Regions from separate parts of the Mus musculus genome. Here region 1 is linked to region 2. The links are chromatin loops, found by intact Hi-C in ENCODE. Cell type or tissue: heart. All regions are shown on one strand. Each heading gives the region's core, and the rest is flanking DNA. Links, peaks and the distances in the headings are about the cores only. Region 1 holds the start of AI429214 (expressed sequence AI429214). Region 2 has its middle 32 kb from the start of G630064G18Rik.

Evidence for each region. Hi-C counts contacts between places; a loop is a spot of excess contacts. Peaks named below come from ENCODE experiments on the same cell type or tissue, not always from the same donor. Only the 100,000 strongest peaks of a DNase experiment are listed, where the experiment ranks them.
Region 1: it touches region 2 in a loop (2.0-fold over the local background); 3 of 42 quality-filtered maps call a loop at or near these places.

The regions. Positions count from the first base shown.
Region 1 is chr8:36,988,343-37,000,085 of GRCm38, forward strand. It overlaps AI429214 (expressed sequence AI429214), which reads left to right and starts at 5,233. Exons shown (of 1, transcript NM_001039220.3): 1 at 5,233-7,191. The coding sequence starts at 5,358. The coding sequence ends at 6,239. All of the region lies in intron 2 of G630064G18Rik (RIKEN cDNA G630064G18 gene), which reads right to left. In heart, for the core only: no CTCF peak of the experiment used is centred there; DNase peaks (open chromatin) are centred at 5,199 and 5,959; H3K4me3 peaks cover 1,662 bases; H3K27ac peaks cover 836 bases.
Region 2 is chr8:37,050,000-37,061,742 of GRCm38, forward strand. No RefSeq gene overlaps it. Among named protein-coding and RNA genes, the nearest start is that of G630064G18Rik, 32 kb to the left of the region's middle. In heart, for the core only: no CTCF peak of the experiment used is centred there; a DNase peak (open chromatin) is centred at 6,602.

The DNA.
Region 1 (11,743 bases), core at 4,002-6,501, 63 kb before region 2:
ACTTGTACTTAGCAATGTCTGTTATGAATTGTCTACATTGCTGCCCTTAGTTAAGTCATGGAGATGCTGCTTTCAAACAGCAATTTTGAATTTTACACTCTTGCAGTTTTATCTGATAATCAGGTAGAACAAAGGTAAATTATTGCCTCGATGCCTAAAATAATTAAACTTCCTGAAATATATCAATCAAAATGTACTTCTACATTTTCTCAATGAGAACAATGTTTTCTTAAAACAATTTCTTACTTGAGTCATGAAAGTCTAGTGATCACTCTGGGGGGCCAGCCAGTCAAGTTTCTGATAGAATCTTCCCAGAAAGAGGCCACCTCACAACTCTCCTTATTTATTATTTATTGTCTGTTTTGAGGATTGAACCTAGAGCATTTGGTAAGTGCTCTACAATGAGTCAACCCAAAGATATTTCAAAGCCAGGTCCCTACATTTAAATATTCTTTCCCCTCTCCTCCAAGAAAAAGGTTGCTAGCGTTTTTTATACAAAACATCTACCCTAAAAGTGCACTGATTAATTTGCTTTTAATCTGACTCCCATATGACCTAAATTCTTACATCGCAGTCTTGATCTCCGGCAATTCAGAATGCAGAGTGTGACCTTATTTGGAGACAGGGTCTTTACAGAGATAATTAAGTTAAAATGAGGTCATTAGGTTGTGCCTTAATCTCATACAGCTAACATCCTTGTAAAAAGAGGAATTTGGACATGGAGCCATGCATAGAGGAAAAACTATCATGTGGTCATAAAACAATGGCCATCTACAAATCAAAGAGAGGGGCTCGGAACAGATCCTTTCTGTAAAACAGTTAGAAGGAAACAGTCCTACAAATACCTTGATCTCAATGCCAGTTTTGTTTAAAAAGAGAATTGAAATGACTCTCAGCTTCTCGTAATGAATTAAACAATTGTTAGTTAAGACATTGGTTAGCCCTGCGCAATAGACAGAGGATATTTTTTGATTGATCTTATTATATTTCATTATGTTATGATTTGCTGTTATCTCTTAAAAAATAAGACTAGGAAATTCGGAATGCCTGGGCTCATAATTTCTGTTGCTAGTTTAATCTGTAATAGCAACGTCAAGGTAAATTTGTTTCTAAATATTTACTTTAAAAATGGGTATCACATATTTAGGAATTATGCAAAAAAATAGAACCCGCTATATCCTCAGAATTTCATTCAGAATTTTTTACTTATATGCTCTGCATCGCTGGCCAATAAACTTGGGGATTTATACATGTGGGGCAAGCGTTTCACGACTGAGCCAAATTCCTGGCCTTAATCATAGTTTTTAAAAATGTCAGCCTGATAAAGTGAATAATGCTCTGAAAATATTAAAAGAACACAGATGGAACATCTGACACTTTTGGTTGGAGAGCTTTCATTAATCTACACATTTCTCTAAAAGTCTAATTATCCATCCGCTTATACATACGAAAATTTTGCAATTGTATTTCAGAGGCTAACTTTGTTTGATGCCTATCATCTTGACTTATATATCTAATGTCCAACCATTTCTAAACAATGAGAAGTTGTCTGTGTACTCTACCAATCTGGACAAAGACAAATATCTAATTTAGAAAATGAGGACTCTTTTAAGTTCAAAGATAATTGGCTTATCCTTTCAGGTAATTACAGATGCAATTAGGAAGACAACAGAATTAGAAATGAAGGGAGCGGGACGAGTAGCTGGTGCACAGCTTGTTGTTCAAAGGCTGGAGAACTCGGATTCAACAGCCAACACCCAAACACAACCAAATCTGCCTTGAGGGGCCTAAAAAGAAGTGGTCATTTGCACATAATGTGATTGTATATCTGAAAATTCACAGGAAAAAAATCAATAGGAAAAAAACTGTTACAGATAGCATGGCCAGCTGAGAAAACAAAGGAGATGGAACAAGATGGTTTGTACCCGGGTTTGAAGGGTGCTTCCATGTGTCTCACTGTTAAAATTCGGAGGACTGTGCACCAGCAAAAGGGAAGCCAGTTAAACAAGACACTTTCAATACAATCAAAATCTACTACAATCTAAGAACGGTTGGGAAAGGACTGAAAATTTTTCATACAAAATGAATCCCTTTAAAGGCACAAACAACATACGTGAGTAAGGCAAACTGACAGAACACTTAGGACTCATGTCACAGAAAAATGAACAGTATTTTCAACACAGAAAGTGTTGTTTGAGTGCTTTGAAATAATTGAAAGTAACGATGAAGGTGTTATAATAAAATAGATAAAAGAAATGAATAGGCAGTGCACACTGAAAATAAATCTAAATGATCCTTATTTATATAAAAATCTGTTCCACTTCGCTAATAACAAAAGAGGTTCAATTTTACATTACAAAAGATATAATTTCAGATATATCAGCAAAGACCCACAAATATGAATAAATGGCCCATAAATCACGCTCTCCGAACAGGCAGTTTTATATAGTTTCTGGCTGAAATGTCAAAGGTATACTCCTTACCCAGGGCAGCTGGAAACCCACATGCATCTTTACTCTGTGCTACAGTAATCTCACTAGTGGGAATTATCTTCAATACATGTCTCCCGAGACACAAAGAATAAGTAGAAACTGCCCATTCAAACATAGTACATTCTTATAACAGGATACCGTGCAGTTACTGAGAGAAACCAGGGAGGATACCTGAACGTTGATTCAGGGTAACACACACAATATATTTTTAAAAGGGAAACAGTCTAAAAAGTATGTAGCAATGTATACTGGTTTATCTTTCCAATACCAAACTAGACGATAAATTATAATATTTGAAATTATCTCTAGTGAAGCTAGTGGATATGGACAGTATGCAAATGTGGGTGACAGATACCATGTGTGTAATGCCTGGGAAACATGGCTTTACTGTATATTTCCTATTTAAGAAGGAGAAAGAGGGAAAGGGGAGAGACAGAGGGTGAAATTTAACATTTACTGAATATTTGCCTGAGGAAGACTGACAAATATAGGACTGTCTGGAATACCACATATTATCAATTTAATGACTTTCTGTAGCCACTCAGATAAGAACTTGTAAGGAGATGACATTAACACAAAGAAGTGAAAATGTAATACTAAGAGTTGTTTGCATAAACTAGAAGAAAGGATTCTGAAATTTGTAGATATATGTTAGCTTAAGTATAAATAATTTGTAATACAATTGTTGAGACACTGAAATGCTATCATTATACTCTCTGGGAAGTATATACATATTTTCTGTCAATTCCATGGTTTGTTTGTTTTTTTTAATCCTAATTAAAAACAAGAACTGTTGAATGTGACTTCCCGTGTTTTTCTCCTGTGAATCCCGGTTGAACATACATTTAGACGAGCCAGTGGAAGTAATCTGTGTCTCTCACTTTTGTATGAAAAGAATTTGGGATCCAATGGGAAGATGGGACTCCCTCCTCCTCTTCCCCTCCATGCTTTCTGACCATGCCACTCTCTTGAAACATTCAATTAATAAAAAAGTGATCTGCGGCGTTCTTCTTGCTCACACTTTTCTTCCCATCCTCTAAGAAGCACCGCATGTCTTTTGCCAGTGCTCCACAATGTCTTCACCTCTGCACACTAAGCACTAATGACTCTCAGGTATGGGAGTCAGTAGATGCATTTGACCTTTAGTTTACAGACAAGAAACAAATAGGGACTTGGGTTTTAAACAAAGACACCATGAAATTCCACCCTGCAGTACACTTGAAATGTCGACAGTGATTCACATAAATCACAGCTTCTATTTTCAAGTCCAAACTTTGACTTCTATCCTCATGAATATTATCTGAACATGATAGTATGCTGCAGCTATTTTTCTTCTTAAACAGCAGTTACTAGAATGTTAAACTGTCCACAGTATCTCGCTACTTTTATGAAAAGAAAATTGATTAATTTCCTATTCATATTTTTTGGTCACAGATGAAGCTATTTTTAAAAAACAGATAAACTTACAGTGCTAAAAGATAGAAGTTGGATGAGCCTGGGTATTAGCACATGGACGTTATTAGAGGATGTACTTTAAAGACACATTCCTTGTTGGGGGTGGGGAGAAAAATGAATTATATGGAAATATGAATGGGAGCATGAGGGAGGATTTTGAAACAATTTAGAATAAAAACACGAATCCTGCTGGAAATCCCTTAGATCCACAATTGTCTTTCTGCTTTCTTTAATTTGGCCGAAATGAGGAAGTTGGAAAGTTCTTATCTTTAAAGGAAGGCTGACCAAATTTCTCAGATTATCTTTGAATATTTCAGACCATTGACCTTGGCAAAGTAAGGGAGTGGGTGAGGACACACAAGGATGAGTCGGCAGTGTCGGAAGGGATGCAGGGAAGGAAGACAAAGTGCATTTGAGAGTCCAGTGTGTGTGTGTGTGTGTGTGTGTGTGCGCGCGCGCGCGCGCGCGCTTTAGGGTCATCATCAGGATTTTCAACATGTGCCTTTATATGGCATTTGGGTCTGAGGCAATGTCTTTTAAAAGCCCCGTATTAGAGGGATGTATCATTGGGTAAGGGCTTGAGTTTGAAATTAAATAGGAGGATACTTAGACTTTCTTAAAGTGGAATTACTCATGTCACAAAACCCACTGTCCCTTTGTAAGTGGTATTAAGCACACTAACAGATTTCTTGAGCAGGCTGCATCTTTAGGCTTTATCCTCAGAGACTCAGATATACAGAATGCAGGAAATGCACCCGAACCCTCCGTGTAAAGCATCTTGTAGGTGGTAATAGCCATACAGCACAACATCTAGAGATGAAGGTATGGATCTGGCAGTTGGAAGGGACAGCACCTAACACTGTGGTTTTGAGGAATCTGCGAGGGTTTTCAGGAGCCTTGAGAGACTGTGGAGAGACCTTAGAGAATATTGTGAGTATTTCCATTTTTATTCTAAGGCAAATCTACAAACAGCTTCTCCCTTGGCTCTAAAACAGGTATGTATTACTGGGGACTTCAGATAGCACTTTTTGTGGAAATTTTGCGGCAAGACGCGTTATCTCTTTTGTCAAGTGCCATCTGTCTGTCTCCATGGGACTTACGTATGCTCAACACCTGGTCTGACCTGAAAGGTTTGCGACCTTTTCCCTTGAATTACACACAGCAGCCTGAGGGCTGAATTAAAAGCTGTTGAACGGGCTCCTGCAAGAGACAGGAAAGGGGCGGGATACCGGAGACCACTCACTGCGCATGACCGGCCCGCGTTGCCATGTCAACCAGGAAAGGCATACCCGGAAGAAGAAGCTCGCGGCACTCAACTACACCAAAGATTGTGCCCTGTCGGCTCCTCTTTACTGGTTCCAGACCCATTTTTGACCAGAGCAAAGCAGATGAGGAACTGAGTCCGAGACAATGGGGTGGCCACCTGCTCAGAAGCCGGAGGACTCAAAAGAAGAGCACGGAGGCCCGGCCCAGACGGACGTCTGTGCTACTCAAGTTTCAGAAGAGTTCCCCGGGTCCTGTGCAGATGAGGTACTGAGTTCTGGTTCCATCAGCTTCTCTGGAGAATTACAATCCTATTCACACACCTCTGAGAGCCCAGTCGAGACCAAAACGCCGACTACAAGTTCGGAAGAGCAAGACGAGCAGTCAGAACTTTCACTCTTACAGAAGGATGAAAATAAGCTGAGTGAAATGTGGATCAACCATCTCAAGAGCAAAGAAATTCATTCTGAAAGATCTCAACCCGACCGTAGACTCCCACCAGAAATCCCTAAGGAATCCGCAGAAGAACTGGATGCCCTGCAGTCTTTTTGTACTAAAAAAGTAAACTTGATTCACCAGAGACAGGATTTAAGAGCTAAGAAAAGCAACAGACCCAAAAGGCTGCAGCTCAGATGGATTGCAGAGACCTCAGAGGTAGATGCTTTCAATTGTACGATCCCTGATGAACTGTGGAACAGAATCTATTTGGAAAACACGAGAGCGACTCTGGCGTACATAGGGGCGATTACGCAACACATTTCTTCGCAGTGTCCCAGCTGTAATAGCAAAAGAGCAGAGCTGGCTCAGTCTGACTTCCTGAGACGAAGGAAAACTTTACTGCAGTCACTACTACTCCAAGAGAAAATAGATGAACACCTTCATACCACAGACTTTCTCACCCGTGTTGGAGAAGCACATCAGGGCTTCCCCAGGCTTTCAGATGATCCTAGGATCATCTGGAAGCGACTGACTGAGAAAATGCTGAAGGGAAGCTCCGGCTTTGGGCGGGCATATTCAAAGCAGGTGTAGGAAGACTGTACAAGTCTTTTTAATGATTCTCAACTCACACGTCCAACCAGATAGGAGGTGCTGACTACTAATGATGATATGTACTATGCCCAACCAGGGGATGGTGACTATTGGTGATTAGTGATAACATGTGTTGTGCATACATGTACCTGGTGTGGATTTGAGTAATTACCATCTCATATAGAGGAAATTTAGAAACTAATGTAAGATTTACTTCTGCTTCCTTCACTGAAGTCTAAATCATTAAATCCAATAGATTTTTCACATTATGGAAGACAATTGGAGAAATTGCAAAACTTTTGTAATCTAGGGGAATATATATATATATATATATATATATATATATATATATATATATATGTATGTATATGTGTGTGTGTGTGGTATTCTCTCTATACACACACACACATATGAATGATGGTAGTTTGGAGTGGTGGTGGACAGTACAGAGAGAAAGAAGTAAACAGATATAAGATAGTTAGGAAGCAGCGATGAGGGCTGGTTTTGGTGATAAAGAGGCTGTGGAGACTAACTTTGAAAAGGCACTAGGATTTTGACTTGTGTACCTGTGTACTCGACTGAATAGTAATTTCCTTAAGACAGAATTCTATTTAGTTTCTGTCAACTTGACAAAAACTAGAGTCACTTGTGGAGAGGAAACCTCAACTGAGAAATTGCCTTTCTCCACCGGTCTCCAGGCATTTCTGAGGGAGCATTTACTTCCTTAATGATTGAGGCGGGAGGGTTTGTGCCACTGCCATCCTTAGTCAGGTAGTCTCAGGCTGTGTAACATGGCAAGCTCAGCAAGATATGGAAAGCAAGCCAGTAAGTCACATTTCCCCATGCGTTCTGTTTAGTCCTTGCCCAAAAGTTTCTGCCTTCACTTCCTGTCTCTGCATCCCTCTATGACCTACAATAACCTATTAACTAAATAAAACTGTTTCTTCTCTAAGCTAGTTTTGCTTATTCAACACACATACACACTCCACCCCACCCCAGTAACAGAAACCCAACCAATTGGTACCAGAAATCGATACCAGAGAGTAGGGCATTGCTGTGACAGATGTGACCATGTTTTGGCTTGGGTGTGTGGGGGTGGCTTTTGTGGGAAGACTTGAGAACTTTGTGCTAGGCAAGGTCTTTGCAGTCTCAGAGCTTAATGACCAGGTAGGAGAGCCTGTAGCATAGGAATGTTGGGGAGGGGCAGATGATGGAGAGCTGGCTTCTAAAGGTTTAGAGGGAAACAAAGACCCTATCAGGAATGTTTATGTCAGAATCAAGAATCTGACAAGGGGTCATTGTGCTGGTTTCTATCTAAGCTGACACAAACTAGAGCCACTTAGGAAGAGGGAGTCTCACTTGAGCACTTGCCTCTATCATACTAGCCTATGTCCATATCTGTGGGATACTTCTTGATTATATCAAGGCCTGGGCTACTGTGGCTGGTGCCACCCTGGGGCAAGGTACTGGGTTGTTAGGAAGCAAGCTAAGAAATCCATTGGAAAAACAAGTCAGTAAGCAATACTCCTCCATGGTCTTTGCTTCAGTTCCCGCTTTCAAGTTGTTGCTGGGAGTTACTACCATGTCACCCCTAAATGATGGGTGGTACTCTGTAAGCTTAGCAAATCCTTTCCTTACCCTAACTGGTTTTGATGGATGTTCTTATTATATTTCTGTATAATAAAACACAATACAGCTAGGAAGACTACAACATGGCGAATTTGAAGGTGTGATTGAATATAATTCTTTATATCTAAGTAGTGTGTGGTGTATTTGAGACATATACATTGAGAGTATAAAGAAGCAGGTTATTTATATGTAGAGTCAACAGGAAAGGTTTAGAGGCTAGACTAGTGGGGAAATCATTGGCATGTAGTTAGACATTGAAGCCGGAGATGGGACAAACTTCTAGAAGCTAGGAGAGAGAAAAGAAGCAGACTGATTGCAGCTTCTGAGAAATGCTGACCATTAATAAAGTATGTTTGTGTGTGTGTGTGATAATCATGCAAGAATAAAACAGCGAAATAAAGAATATGAATATATACTACATAAAGAGTTTAATTGCTGGCAAGAAAACAAGATGAAGCTGAGGGCTTCAATATAGCAGTGTGTGTGTGCGTGTGTGTATTGTATATAACGTACACATATGTATCTATATTGTATATAACAATGCGGGATTGTTATAAACAATCCATTTTGGTCATAATGATTTTATGAATCTTCTCTATGTCCTAGTTTTCGGTCAAACAAACTATCATTTTTTGAAGAGCAGTTTGCCATTAATGGGGGGAAATCACATGTTCCTTGATAGCTCATATTTATGATTTATTTTTCTATAAAAATGCTAGCATTGATGGCATTACCCAGAGACTGTTTTCCACACATCAGATTATTTGAGTGAAAGTTAATTGTATTTGCAAACGATGGCTCTTTTTTTTCATTATTTTTTTAATTAGGTATTTTCTTCATTTACATTTCCAATGCTACCCCAAAAGTCCCCCAAACCCCCCACTTCCCTCACCCCCAATCCCACTTCTTGGCACTGGCATTCCCCTGTACTGAGGCATATAAAGTTTGCAAGACCAATGGGCCTCTCTTTCCACTGATGGCCAACTTGGTCATCTTCTGATACATATGCAGCTAGAGACATGAGCTCCGGGGGGTACTGGTTAGTTCATATTGTTGTTCCACCTATAGGGTTGCAGACCCCCTTTGCTCCTTGGGTACTTTCTCTAGCTCCTCCATTGGTGGCCCTGTGATCCATCCAATAGCTGACTGTGAGCATCCACTTCTGTGTTTGCTAGGCCCCGGCATAGCCTCGCAAGAAACAGTTATATCAGGGTCCTTTCAGCAAAATCTTGCTAGTGTGTGCAATGGTGTCAGTGTTTGGAGGCTGATTATGGGATGGATTCCCGGCTCAAGAGATTCTGTAGCCATCATGGTTAAGATTTTAGTCTTTGAGCTAAGCCTTCATTTATGCATTAATGATCTTTTTTCCTGGAAAATATCTTCTTAGTCATTCCTAAATAAAATGGAAAAAGTCATTGCCACCTACATAATAACTTTTCAGTTGAGGTCCAAATTACATCATACTTTATCTTCAGCCTCTCAGCAAATTCACATTTTATACAATCAAAACTCTGAACATTGCTCCACTTAGAATTCCCCGTAATAAAGGTCAAACTCTATTAGCCAATCAGTCCGGAAAACCTCATCTCAATAGGCAGCTGCTTTTCTTCAACAGTCTCAGATGGATTCTCTTCAGTACTTTTGACTGTCACTGCTCTTCGTAGGATATTTACATATCTTCTCCCTTGTTTTTCTCTTCATACTATTCCCAATTTTTTTTTTGGTTATTTTTCTAACACACAAATATTTTAAGTAATTCTGTTAACTTAAAACAGAAAACTTGAGTCAATTCTCCTCCATTACAAAAATAGTTAAAAGCAATTGACATTATGAAGTAGTTCTATTATATCTGTCCTAGAATAATCTTTCTATTCTCCTGACTGCTATATTCAAGCTTCTCTCCAGGACTTGCTGTCCCTCACGTTCTCCTTTTCTCTGTGCCAGTATAATTTACAGGTACAAATATGGGTCAAGTTTCTTACCTGACGCCTTTTTTTAAAGCTAGCATGTTCTTTATTGCTTATTTTTGTCTATAAATTTTGTAGTTTTAAATATGTACTGTGTTTACATGATCCAATAGTCAAAGGGATACGGAAAAGTTTGGTATGCCAGATCTTATCCCCATGGCTACTGTGCAATCCCATTCTGGACCAGCTGCCTCCAAGATCTTTGCTCTTTCTAGGCAAATATCTGCCACTGATTTGAATCTAGGACAGCCAGTCATACCAAGATATGATCATGAGATGGAGTGAATTCAGGGAACTTAAGGGTAAAAGTTTATTAGGGAGGGCTGAAGTATTTCTGCACATTAAATCCATAAAAATTTTGATGTGAAACACTAGTGTGTAAGGCCTAAACAGTAATGCTTAAATTGTTTTTTATATACCATTCCAATACTGTTTGTGCAAATATAAGCACCAAAGGTGTTTTGGTATATAGTCTTGTGCTTTGGCTAAGTGTTGCTTATGGGCTCTGTCTTCAACGTGTAATACTATTGGAAGCTAAGAGAACCTTTATACAATGGTCTAGTGGGTGGAAGTTGGGTCACTGAAACTGTGTGTCCTTGAAAAGAGTACTAGGAACTTCCTATTTCTTTTTCTTTTCTAAGTCCCAAGACCACCACACTGTGCTCTGTCTAATGTATTGTCTCACTACAGGCTCCAAAGCCACAGGGCAGGAAATGGTCTGGGACCAGCTGGGCAATGTAGGTTTTTCACCCAGTTTAGAGTGATGCTTAGGGAACCGTTAAGGCACACTTCTGATTATGTCTGCATGAACGTCGACATAGAGGATATTTGTATGTAGCAAAACAACAGAGGGGGCCAAACCATCACTATGGTGGGTATCACTACTCAACAGACTGGACCACAAAACAATGAAGTAGAGAAACAGAAAGGCAGCCAGTGTGTGTGTGTGTGTGTGTGTGTGTGTGTGTGTGTGTGTGTGTGTGTGTGTGTGCGCGCATGCGCGCGCGCGCACACACACACTTGGTCTTGATCCATTTCTTTTGAGTGAATATGGATGTTCTGCCGCTATGACCCATGAATAGCAGACCACAGTTCCAGTCTTTCTAGGAAATCTCACTAGTCATTAAACAGGAAGAATAAGTGTTTTGATCAAATTCATACTGCATCACTGGCCCTGTTTCTCCTGAGACATTCACTTTCACTTATTGAGATGGTAATGGCTTATCTGTGTGTCTAGTACTCAGAGAACCATTGTTTGCAGAAGAGAGCATGCTAATAAACTCAGTGTTACAATTACATATGTAACCTATTGGCTATATTCTTCTGGTGAGCCCTTCCCAACTGAGCCAAAATAGAAACCCAGCTCATTCTATGGCTGAATAAATAGTACAGGAGAACTAATAGAATACCACATACAAATATCCTCTATGTTTATGTTCATGCAGACATAGACAGGGCCAAGAAGTGGGAGTGAGTGGGTAGGGGAGCAGGGTTGGGGGAGGGTATAGGGGACTTTTGGTATAGCATTTGAAATGTAAATGAAGAAAATATCTAATAAAAATTAAAATAAGAAAATATATAATAAAAATTGTTAAAAAATAATCTCTTGTAGGTATAGTTCTCAGTATGTTTATCTGTTTAATTGCCTATGACACTTGGACTGTTGTCAGTCTTTGATTAACACAAATATATCTGCTGTGAACTTGTTTATTCAACCACCAGTTTCTAATTTTGTTTTTTCTCTACCTAGAAGCTGTAATCAGGATCAGATGAGCTTCTGAGTGTGAGATGTCTATGAAGTCGTTGGTGCCTTTGTATAAAGAGTTAGCGGGATCACTTCCTAACACAAGCTTCAACTTCTATTAGAAACCGAGAAATGATTTTTACAAACAAAGTTGTATTTTATAT
Region 2 (11,743 bases), core at 5,616-8,115:
AGTCCAGATGTTCATATTTATTCCCTGCTTGTTAATAAATATAGATCTGGAATTAGCTGAGCAATTTGTTCCTTTTCATTTTATTCTATGCTTGTGGCTATGTGTGCCAAGCTTGCCTTCCTAGAATACTATGTCATTCTTATATTCTGCAAGGGAATAACAGCCAACAGATGGTGCGAGTACAAAAGCATGAAGCCCAGATGCCAGTATTTACAAAACTTCATTTCTAATGAGTGAGGATGAATGCCAGTATGTGTCACACAATGGTGAGCACGGAACAATATTTGGATTTAAGTTGGAATTGGGTATTGAAACTGTTCTCTAGGACTCGAATTGTTGCCCATTTAAATTCATAGAAAAGTAGACAGAGAGAATGTCAATCAAACAAATATGTTTGCTGGTATATATTAGGAATCACGAAACTCTTGAATTGGGGTTAAACAGTTATCATAAAAATGCATTTATAAGCTGATATTACTTAACAAAATAATGGGCGGTGAGATGGGAGAGCCTCAGCATGTCTTTCTATGATGCCTCTTGAAGCAGTATGCTTGTGCCGTGACAAGTGATATTAATTCAAGAGATGGTAGTCCTCATTCCATGAGGGCTTGGTGTGAAAATTCTGCAGGCATTCTGTGAAGTTCTGTGCACTAAATACAACATTAAAAGATGACAAAAAAAAAACTTCACTGAGAAAGTAGCTGCTGTGGCATATAGGGGGTGCTTACTGTGAATGGAGGCTGTCAAACTGGAGAAGAAATATAGGAAGCACAAGGCATTGCCACAAGCTTTCCATATGGTTGACTTTGTGAAGGCAGTAGGGACAGATGCCCTGTCAACATAAACTAAAAACATCCTACTCTTTGAGTTGATTCATGAGAGGAGGGACTTTCTTGGAAATCTGCCAGTTTCCTGTGCTGGACGTGCATGGTAAGTAGGAGTAGTTAAGACTATGGCAGATAAGTGTAATATTCTGTATGTTTATAGCCACAATGGAAAATGTGATTAAAATGTGCCTACTACTTTTAAACTTTAGGGGAATAATGATATCTTCAGGTAGTGTCTATGGTGATCACACTCTTCATTCCGCTAATCAATGAAACCCAAAGGCTAATTTGTCAATGATCATAAAAGAAGTGGCATCCCCAAATCTCTACAAGAATCTACAGTTCCAAAATTATGCATGTTCTGTATAAGTCTTTTGAAAGAGAGAGAGTACTGAGACAGAGGGCTATGGGTATAAATGCTGAGTGTGTCACAGAATGTTATGTATCTGTGTCATTAACAGACAACCTTCTCAATCATGAAGTTTTCTTCTGCTCCAGGGAGCAGGTAAACAAAACAAGATTTTTTCTCATAGTGATTCATGATCTAAAAGGAAAACATAAGATTAGATCTTAGCACAGAGTGCTTAGGTAGGGACTCCTAGAAGAGGTGGGGTAAGATGATACTTAAGTGCTGAGAAAGAATGGTGTGTCCAGCAGCCATTTGGAAAGAGTTCCAAGACTCAGAAATGTAGTAAAATGCTTCAAGGAAGAAAGAAAATTGATCCTTTTAAACCATGAAAAACTTCTACCCCTGAAACACAGGCAGTGAGGAAGATGTTTCCATAATACAGAGAATAAATCCAGAGAAAATGGTAGAAAACAGAAAGACCAGCTGTAAGTTAAGATGTACAGATCATATTCTAAGTCCAGGAAGACACTTATATATGTGAAGCATGTATTGTATTGGTTACTGCTCCTGTTGCTGTTATGAAGTATCCTTACTGGAGCAACTTAAAGGAGGACGGGCTTATTTTGGTTCACAGTTCAAGGGCACGATGCCTATGCCAGTGATGTCATGGCCACTCACATTTCATTGGCAGTCAGAAAAGAATTGGTGAATGTGAACACCCAGCATTCTCCTGTGCATTTAGTTCTGGACTCAAGCTCATGGGATACTTTTGAGCACTGTTACAGCAGGTCTTCCTACATCCATTAGCCTAATCTAGATAATCCATCACAGATATGCCCAGATAAACATGCGATGGTTAATATACTGGCTAGTTTTGTGTCAACTTGACACAGCTGAAGTTATCACAGAGAAAGGAGTTTCAGTTGGGGAAATGCCTCCATGAGATCCAGCTGTGGGGCATTTTCTCAATTAGTGATCAAGGGGTAAGGGCCCCTTGTGGGTGATGCCATCCCTTGGCTGGTAGTTTTGGGTTCTATAAGAGAGCAGGCTGAGCAAGCCAGGGGAGGCAGCCAGTAAGGAACATCCCTCCATGGCCTCTGCATCAGCTCCTGCTTCCTGACCTGCTTGAGTTCCAGACCTGACTTCCTTGGTGATGAACAGCAGTATGGAAGTGTAAGCCCAATAAACCCTTTCCTCCCCAACTTGCTTCTTGGTCATGATGTTTGTGCAGGAATAGAAACCCTGACTAAGACAGTTAATATATTCAACTTAATAAGATCCAGAACGACCTAGGAGATATGTACTAAAGATTGTCTATTATTGAGTGGGAGAAAGAAGTGGCTGTGATATTAGAAATTTTAACAGTGCAGGTGGAGTGATAAGCACAGGCTTAATATATATATATATATATATATATATATATATATATATATATATATAAAACCTTATATATGGTAAAACATATTTTCAATCTTGTGCATTTTGACACACAAAATTTTTCTATACTTTGGGGGGGTCTGTATCACCAGTAAATGAGAAAGAGCTCTTGAATAACAAAAAGACAGTTTATAAAAATAAAACTAATACGTGAACTAATACATTGAGATTACAGAATGGGGAAAATAAGAGACTAGAAGGACAGACAGAAAATGGTAGAACAGTATCTTGGTAGGATGTGTGTATTGTCATAGAAGACCAAGGCCCAGTAATAAAAGCAGCATTTATTTCACACAGTTTGGTAAATCTATTTATAATCTTTTCTTAAAGCTTATTTATTTCATTTTATATGTACGAGGTTTTTACCTGCCTGTATGCATGTATCTATCTCATGTATGTGCCTGATAACTTCAGTGGTCAGAAAAGGGCACTGGCTTTTCTGGAACTGAAGGGACAAATGGTTAAGAGCTGTCATGTGGGTGCTGGTCCTTTGTAAGAGCAACAAGTACTCTTAAACGCTGATCCATCTTTCCAAGGCTTCTTTGTATGATCCTGTGAATGCATTGTCATTATTACCTCCCAAATATCCCACAATCAATGTGCAATTAGTAATGGCATATAATACTTGGTAAGATACAAACATAGACCCAGTGGGTCATTTCAAGTTCAAAGTATAAGCTTATTAGTTCTAATTTGACTGTCTAAAACTTGAAATAAAATCTTAAACTTTTTCAGCATTGACATAATACTACAAAGGGAAACTTGTACACTTGAGTTAATGTGAGGGGTGTCGAATTACCTGCAGACTATATGTGCAGGGTGTGCATGGAATATAAAAAAATTTTGTGTTTTCATCTTTTAACTATGTCATTATGTAAATGAAGATATGATTTAATTGCTTTCAATATTCAAAGTACTTCTGGACCTAAGCATTTCTGATAAATATGTGTCCGGGACAGTACTACCGCTTTGCGCAGAGCACTTGTCTAGCATTTTCAAGGGTAGGGGTAAAATTCCCAGAACCACCACAAAAGAAATAGCTAATTGTATGAACATTTTATAGATGGAAAGAGCAATACGTTTATGCTCCATAATGCTTCATGAGGGAAGATGCAAATTTGAAACGAACACAAACTGGCAAGTTTAAGTTTCTCCTTTGGTATACTGGTCATAAAGAGACAGTATTATAGAACACTAAAATCCAGAGAGGAAAACTCATTTTTTTTTTGCTAAAATTCTATATCCAGCCAAGCTATAAATAAGAGTGAGTATAAAAAGAATACATTTTCAATAGGCATATTCTCAGAAACTGCCTTCTACACCTCTCTTTGAAGTTTTGGAGAATACTTTGAGCAAAATTAGTAATACTATATATAGTATGTTCTGTATGCAGTAGGTCAAGCTAAATGAAATAAGAGAACATTCTAGATGCCCAGTCAGGCACTGTTGGGGATTGGTTTTAATGCTTTAAATTAATTGGGAATCTGCGTGTTCAAATGTTATAGGTCCTTGTCCCCAATTGGTTTTTGACTGATCAGTAGCGAGCCAATGGCCAATGGCTGGGCAGAGAGAGAGGGGAGGAACTTTTAGATTGCCCAGGCTTGGAACTGGAATAGAGGAAGGAAGAATCACCAGGTTTCAGAGGGAGAAGGATTTGATTTAGTGCTACAGAACAAAAGTCACCCGAAATGTAGATGAGAAGGAATGCAACCCCAGAAGGGCTGACCAGAAGCATCTTGGGCAGCAAAGACTAGGGGGCCACCCAGAAGGAATAGGCCAGCAAAGATAGATCATGGATTTAGAGGGTGTTGAGTCAGGAGTACCGGAGGGACCGGGCGGAACTGCCCAGAACTGCCCAGCCTTAGAGCTAGCCAAGGCATTTCAAAAATAAGCTAATGTGTGTGTGTGTGTGTGTGTGTGTGTGTGTGTGTGTGTGTGTGTGTGTGTGTGTGTTTCACTCATGGATCCAACGAGTTCCTGGGTGGGTGTCTGGAAGCTCATGAGCCACCAGGAGCACAAAGCTGTGTAACTCAAATTACTGGTACAAGGCATCCGTACTCGTGTACTAGATTAAGACTGAAATGATGGGGTTAACTCGGAGAAATCTTTTAGTTGTGAATTTAGGAAGTGGAATTTGGGGCAGCATGCTGCATCTGATACTGGGGGACACAGAAGGTTCAACACCTTGCTTTTATATGAAAATGTCGTTATCTTTGAAGTATGGATATGGAGCAATCAGTTTTAGCAATGGTAAGAAAATGAAAGGTTATTTTTAAGTCTTTACCAATTGATTAATTATTTTGATCACTATAGTTATTTTGGTTAATCTCTACCAATTAGAGAATATGAATATTATGAAGGCCAGTGATACTAAAGTAAATCCATAGTTGATGCATTGGGTATGGAAGGAATGAATGCAGTAGGGAAATATATTCCGCAAGGAAGCAAGAATTATGTGACCCCTAATGGGTCACAGAAAGAGGGTTGGAAGTAAAGTTTGTAATCATAATTAGGATAGCATCTGCAGGCAGTGTGATTTTTTACAAAAGGTAGAGTAGTAGTTGTACTGGCTAATTTTGTGTCAACTTGACACAGCTGGAGTTATCACAGAGAAAGGAGCTTCAGTTGAGGAAATGCCTCCATGAGATCCAACTGTAAGGCATTTTCTCAATTAGTGATCAAGGGGGAAAGACCCCTTGTGGGTGGGACCATCTCTGGGCTGGTAGTCTTGGGTTCTATAAGAGAGCAGGCTGAGCAAGCCAGGGGAGGCAGCCAGTAAAGAACATCCCTCCATGGCCTCTGCATCAGCTCTTGCTTCCTGACCTGCTTGAGTTCCAGTCCTGACTTCCTTTGGTGATGAACAGCAGCATGGAAGTGTAAACCAAATAAACCCTTTCCTCCCCAACTTGCTTCTTGGTCATGATGTTTGTGCAGGAATAGAAACCCTGACTAAGACAGTAGTCATGTGTCTTAAGTTAACTAATTTATTCTCTATTATATCAGAAAGTCAATAAATGGTTTCTATAGTTAATACATTGAATAACATGATTCACCAAAGCTGATGTCATTGAGAGGAACTGAGAACATCAAATGGAGAGCAAAATGAAGAAAAGCAGAGATCTTATGATCCTAAATTCTTAAGAAGTATTTATTTGATTGTTGGAAATGAGTGTTTCAAGTGTTTTTAGAATACGCATGTTTATTTTAAAATAGTTCTTTTGCTGTGAATTAGCAGTATATTTTCTTAACTATTAGATTTTAGCAATCATTCATTATAAATTGCTTTTTTGATTTCTTAGTAATATTAGAAAACTACAGACATTGGAAAAATGTATGGAAAGGGTAAATGTATGGTATGGGTTACCTTTGATGAACCCAAACTCACAGGCGTATACTGATAGAAGAGAACATTGTGTTAATTGTCTGATGTGTGCCTCAGTGGGTATTTATCTTATTTGTTTGTTGTTTTTTTATTGCTAGGCAACGATGATATTTATATAATTGCATCACTGGTTTTATTATTATGTTCTGGAAACTTTGATAATAAAACGAGAACTCACTTTGCGCTCTAAGCTCAATTCAGAACAATTTTAGTTAAAAAAAGTTTTGGAAGAATCATGGAAGCAGCCAGCCAAGAACTAATAAATATCTCATGGACAATAAATTGCACAAGATTTGAATATAATCTGTTCTTAGTTTGCTGCAAATAATTATTCAGTGTTTTAGGATTTCCACTGACTATACACTAAAGATATTTCAATAGTTGTGAATGATAAATCACATGAATATAAACTAACAATTATACTTCTGAATAATTGGTTGGAATACCTTGTATAAAACCTAAGAGGATATAATCCTTATTATTTAAGATTCTTTCTGCCATTTGTATCAAGTGGTTAATATTATTGGCACACTTTATATTCTGGAGCCCTGATATTGCACAAGCGGGATTGGCACATTCTTGTGTCCTAGCTAATAATAACACTCATGGCTTGCAACTGTGGAAACACGGACTTGACAGAAACCCAAGAATGTCTACATCGCTGAGGGACCAAATGAAGGAACATGCAGGTTCTGAGTAAGGATATTTACTTTTTAATAAAAGAGTATGATTGTTTTTAATCTGGACTTTGAGTAAGTATCTAGGCATGTGACATTTGCCCTTATATCAATATTTGCTATTTGAAATCAATTTTGATTTGCTTGCACCCCCAGTTCACAGATCCATTTCTTCCATTTTGACCTCTTTCTTCTTGACCTGTCAGCTTCCATTTTTAATCCTTGTACAGAAAATGTATTGGCAAACAAATACTATCCTTAATGGATAACAAGATGGAGACTATCCAGTGTTTATTCAAGGATGATTTCTGATTAAACTATTCCTTTAACAGGCTTCAGCATATTTGATAGAACTAATTTATTACACAGAATATAATTATATATGTGCTTAAAATATTAAGGAGTCACATAAATGCCCAGTGGTTATGTAATGGGGAAAGCAAAGGCCTCTCTTAGGATGCTAGCCTTTACTAATATGTGTTAACTGTATTTTTGTGACTCCTCCTGTTATAGTATCAAAGTTTCAATTTTTGTGTATTATGGGGAAATGTAATTTGAAATTATCCCAGTTAAAATAAAATACAACATGTTACTATTTCTCTATAGCCACAGGATTAACCTGAAACCATGAGATGGATAAGAAAATATTGATAATTTGGCTAAAAAAAAAGGGAGAAGACAGTGCTAGTGAAGATTATTTTGCCTATTAATTAAATACCACCAAGGAAGTCATCAAAGAGCACATTTAGTTGCTGCAACACTTTAATAATGTTGTAAACTCCTGTCTTTCTTTGGAGAGCACGGTCACTCTTCATGGGTCTCCCTTGCACAACACATATGATTGTGTATTGGCATTTACAATGTACTGAACATATCCAGGTTAGGAATGAGATGGTCTCAAATACGCCTGACCTCATAACTACTATAATTCTACTTCAATTTGCAAGCCAACCTTTAAAACGTTTAGGCTATTGTTCAGTATGGAATGTCTATTTGCACCCACACTATGACATCATTTATAAATTTGCAGCTTCATCTAGAAGGAATTATCTCTAGACTTTTGGCTTGGCTATGGTGGTCTGCATCAGGTGCCCCAACCTTAGAAATAAAGATAGTCAATAGTGCCTTTATACAATGGACATTTTATGTACCAAGCATGGGATTTTTTTTTATCTTATTCTGCCCTTAAAATCTGTTTTGCATTGTGTAATTAACCCTGCTGCAAGGAATTCCTTCAAATGAATTATTATTTTTTTAAATAATTAAAAAGAAAGTTTAGTTAACTAAGATCATTATAAAACTTGTCCAAGATCTTGAAACCACTGCTAGAGTTTAGACAAGCTGTATCATAGTGGGACCCATTCCATCAGGGGGAAAAAGATTTAAATAGCTTTAAGTTCATGTAATAAGTTCAAGAGCCAACATCTAAGCCCATCATAAAATAGGTGGTGAAAGAAAACGAGAAAGAGTCAGGTAACCTGTGTGTCCTTTAGTCCCCAAACTGCTGTGGACCTTTTAAGGCTTTAATTATTTTTTCTAAAAGTTTCTAAAACATTAGTCAGATTACTTTATTTTATTTTTTTTGGTAAATGAGAGAAATAACATTTTAATAGAGTAGAGACCTTTCAACCTAGGCAGAACTTTTACATCCTTTAATTGGAAAATTCAAGTAACATAAGAAAAAGCTGAATTACGCAGAAGAGCAAAGCCATTTTCAGTTTTGTGTCTCCAATTTTTATCTGCTTCGAAGGCAGTTGGTGGGTGAAAGAACACAGCCTTAGTCCCTGTCTGAACAACAGGACAAAGGGAGATTGAAAGAGGAAATAAAGAAAACAAATACTGCGCAGGCTTTCCTATGTACAGCGGAGCAATCTTGCTAATAGTGATTCCGTCTGGCCCTAAATCAAAGGAACTAGATAAGCAGTCCCTCCCACCACCCTGGGAAAAGACAGAGTGGGTTGATTTTGCAATCTTCTCAGAAACTACTATGGGAATTGTGAGATTGCGAATGTGGCGAAGGTTAGGTCAGCCCCAGGTCAGCCATTGCTTTGCAGAAACCTTTATTAAAAACCTACTATGTGCCCTGTCTTGGCCTAGGAACAGAAAAGGCAGTTTCTGAACATGCGAGGTTCAGAGCCCATTGGAGTAAGATGCACAGCTAGGTGCCAGTGCGGCTTGGTCAGCTTCCAACAGGATTACCAACGGAGTTTGGGTCAGGTAAGAGATGAACAACTCAGATTGAGATTTGTGAAGCTCTTCCTACAGCAAAACTATAGATGGTTCATGAAGAGTCACAGAGGTGGCAACAGGGAAGCAGATGTTGGGGAGGAGGGAGAGGCATTGCTATTTGGCCACATGGGGCTGGGGGCAGAGTCTACATAGAAACTCAGAAAACCATGGTAACAACAACAGCAACAAGAACAAATGGCCGCCACCAAGCTTCAAATGTATCCTACACCATATCGGCTTCATGTGTCATTTCACTAACATTCATATCAGTTGACTGTAAGATATTACCCACATATCTAGAAACAAGGAGGAAAAACTCAGAGAGATAAAATAACTAGGTTATGGCCAATAAAATTTCATATATTTTTCTAGGATCCTGTTATTAGTGTGGTTATTTAACACAGCAGTGCAATTTTAAAACTACCAGAAAACTTAGAACATTTCTTGGGTAGCAGTAAGAATGTATACACAGTTCTGTCTGTCTGTCTGTCTGTTTGTCTCTCTCTCTTTCGTTTTCCAAAACAGGGTTTCTCTGTTGTAGCCCTGGCTGTCCTGGAACTCACTCTGTAGACCAGGCTAGCTTCAAACTCAGAAATCTGCTGGTCTCTGCATCCCAAGTGCTGGGATTACAGGCATGTGCCATCACTACCCGGCCACTGATCTCTTTTTTTGAGACAAGGTTTCACTATGTAGCCTAGAGTGGCTTCCAACATAAGAGCCCTCTGCCTTTCAAGTTTGCTTTCACACCTGTGTGTGCATACATAGCTTTTATTGTAAAGAAAAGAATAGAAAGTAAGTTGAGCTCAGAGCTGGAAGAACCTGGAAAAAATTTCAAAGTAACTAAAACTATGTATTGTAGAATGAAGGAAGCAAGCATTCCCTATTGACCTTATTGGTTAGGTCAACTTGCTTTTTCTTAGTATGCTTAGAGAGGCAACATATCTGATATTGCCAATCCAATAACTCTCTGGACAAATATAAATTGAAGATATCTTCAGCTATAGTATTTGCTGAGTGGATCTAATAGTGGCAGTACCAACATCTGAATTCATAGAAAATCCAACTCAAGTTAGATAAAAAGTACATTAAATAAATACACCATAACAACACTATTGACTTTGATATACATCCAAAATGGCCTGTCAGTTTTGCCAATAACTCCGCAAGTTCACTATTAGCCACAAGATCAAAATATCTCTAACCTATTCTGCCACATACACACTACATTTGCAAGCTGTCTTTCTTTTTAAAATTCATTGAGACTGATAACACCACACAGTGAAACTAACCAGTTTAGAGTTTTGAAAGCCAAGACTATTGTCTGTTTTCTAATTATTCAATGATAGTGGTTTTTGTCTACTCCAATGTGATTTTAAGTAGTTGTAAAGGCATGTCTTTCTTCTGAAAGATGCTCTTCATCAAAATATCCTGTAGCTATCCTGGGGAATTTGTTTACCATGCCATTGTGTAGCTGTACCAAGGAGAGGTGAGGAAGACAGGATGTGTGCATAGATGATAACACACACAAGCTAGCTTCGAGAAGGTGAGTGCAGGACAGGCATTGAGATGTTCATCTAATGTCCGATTGTGCTGGTTATTTCATTTTTTATTTAAAGTCAACTCAAACTAGAGTCATTTGAGCAGCTGGACCCTTGATTGAGAAGCTGACCTCATCAAGTTGTGATGTAGGGTAGACTACAAGGCATTTTCTTGATTAATGATTAGTGTGGGAAGACTCAGCCCACTGTGGACAGCACCATCCCTGGGCAAGTGTTCCTAGAGGTATAAGAGGGGTAGCTAGCTGAATGAGATCCTGGGAATCAAGCCAGAAAGCAGCATTCCTTCATGGTCTCCTGCTTTCAGGTTCTAGTTATGAATTCTTCCTATAGCTTCCTTCTGTGATGGGGGGGGGGAATCTGAGAGTTGTAAGTGGAAATAAAACATTTTCTCCCAAAGTTGGTTTTGGTCAGGGTTTTATTAACTGTAATAGAAAGCAAAGTAACACAGCATCTAACGTTTCTTTTCTATTGTCTTCAAAACTTCTTCCTCCCTCCCCATCATTTTGAGGATAACTTAGCTTTGAGGATTCTTTAGGATAATTTAGATTTCTTCCCTCATTTTCTGGCTTGGTTCTCAGGACTCTGGTTCCCAGTAGCCTACTTGCTCCATCTGCTTTCTTCCTTAAGTTCTCAATACTCGGCTCTTATTTCCCCATCATAGCAAAGATATTCTTTAAGACCCATTGTTAAAAAGAATAGGATACTGGAAGAAAATCTGTGCTTGTCCAAGTCTTTGCACAAAGGTCATCAGATGAATTGGAATACTTTATCTCCATCTCCCTGCCAAGTTCAGAAACAGAGATTTAACTTGGACTTAGTAGTTTACTCTATAAAGGCCTTCCATCAACCCATTCATCAATAGGATATTCATCTCTTCAGCTCCTATGTTGTACCGGACATATTCCATGTAGTATTGATGGAGATTCTAACAGCAGAGCCTTCTCAACGCTCTTACTATCTCGTTACTAATACGAGCTTTATATTTTCCCATCTTAATGATTCTCTCCTGTTGTCCTTGACTGTTTTCTCTCCAGTTAATCTCTTCTTTGCACATAGTGGGTCAGCATTGGGAAGTGCTACTTTGTTAAGTAGGACAGGTCTTCTTGAAATCAGGAAGGGCATCTTTCCACAGATAGGAGGGAAACTAACACGACTTTTAAAGGTAAACGGCACTGCTGGTCTAAATCCCCACTGTAAGCATTCAGACAAATTCTCTGAAGCAACCCGGGGTGCTGTCAAATGCCTGGGATCTTCAGAACTTCACATTTCAGCAGCCTTTCCCA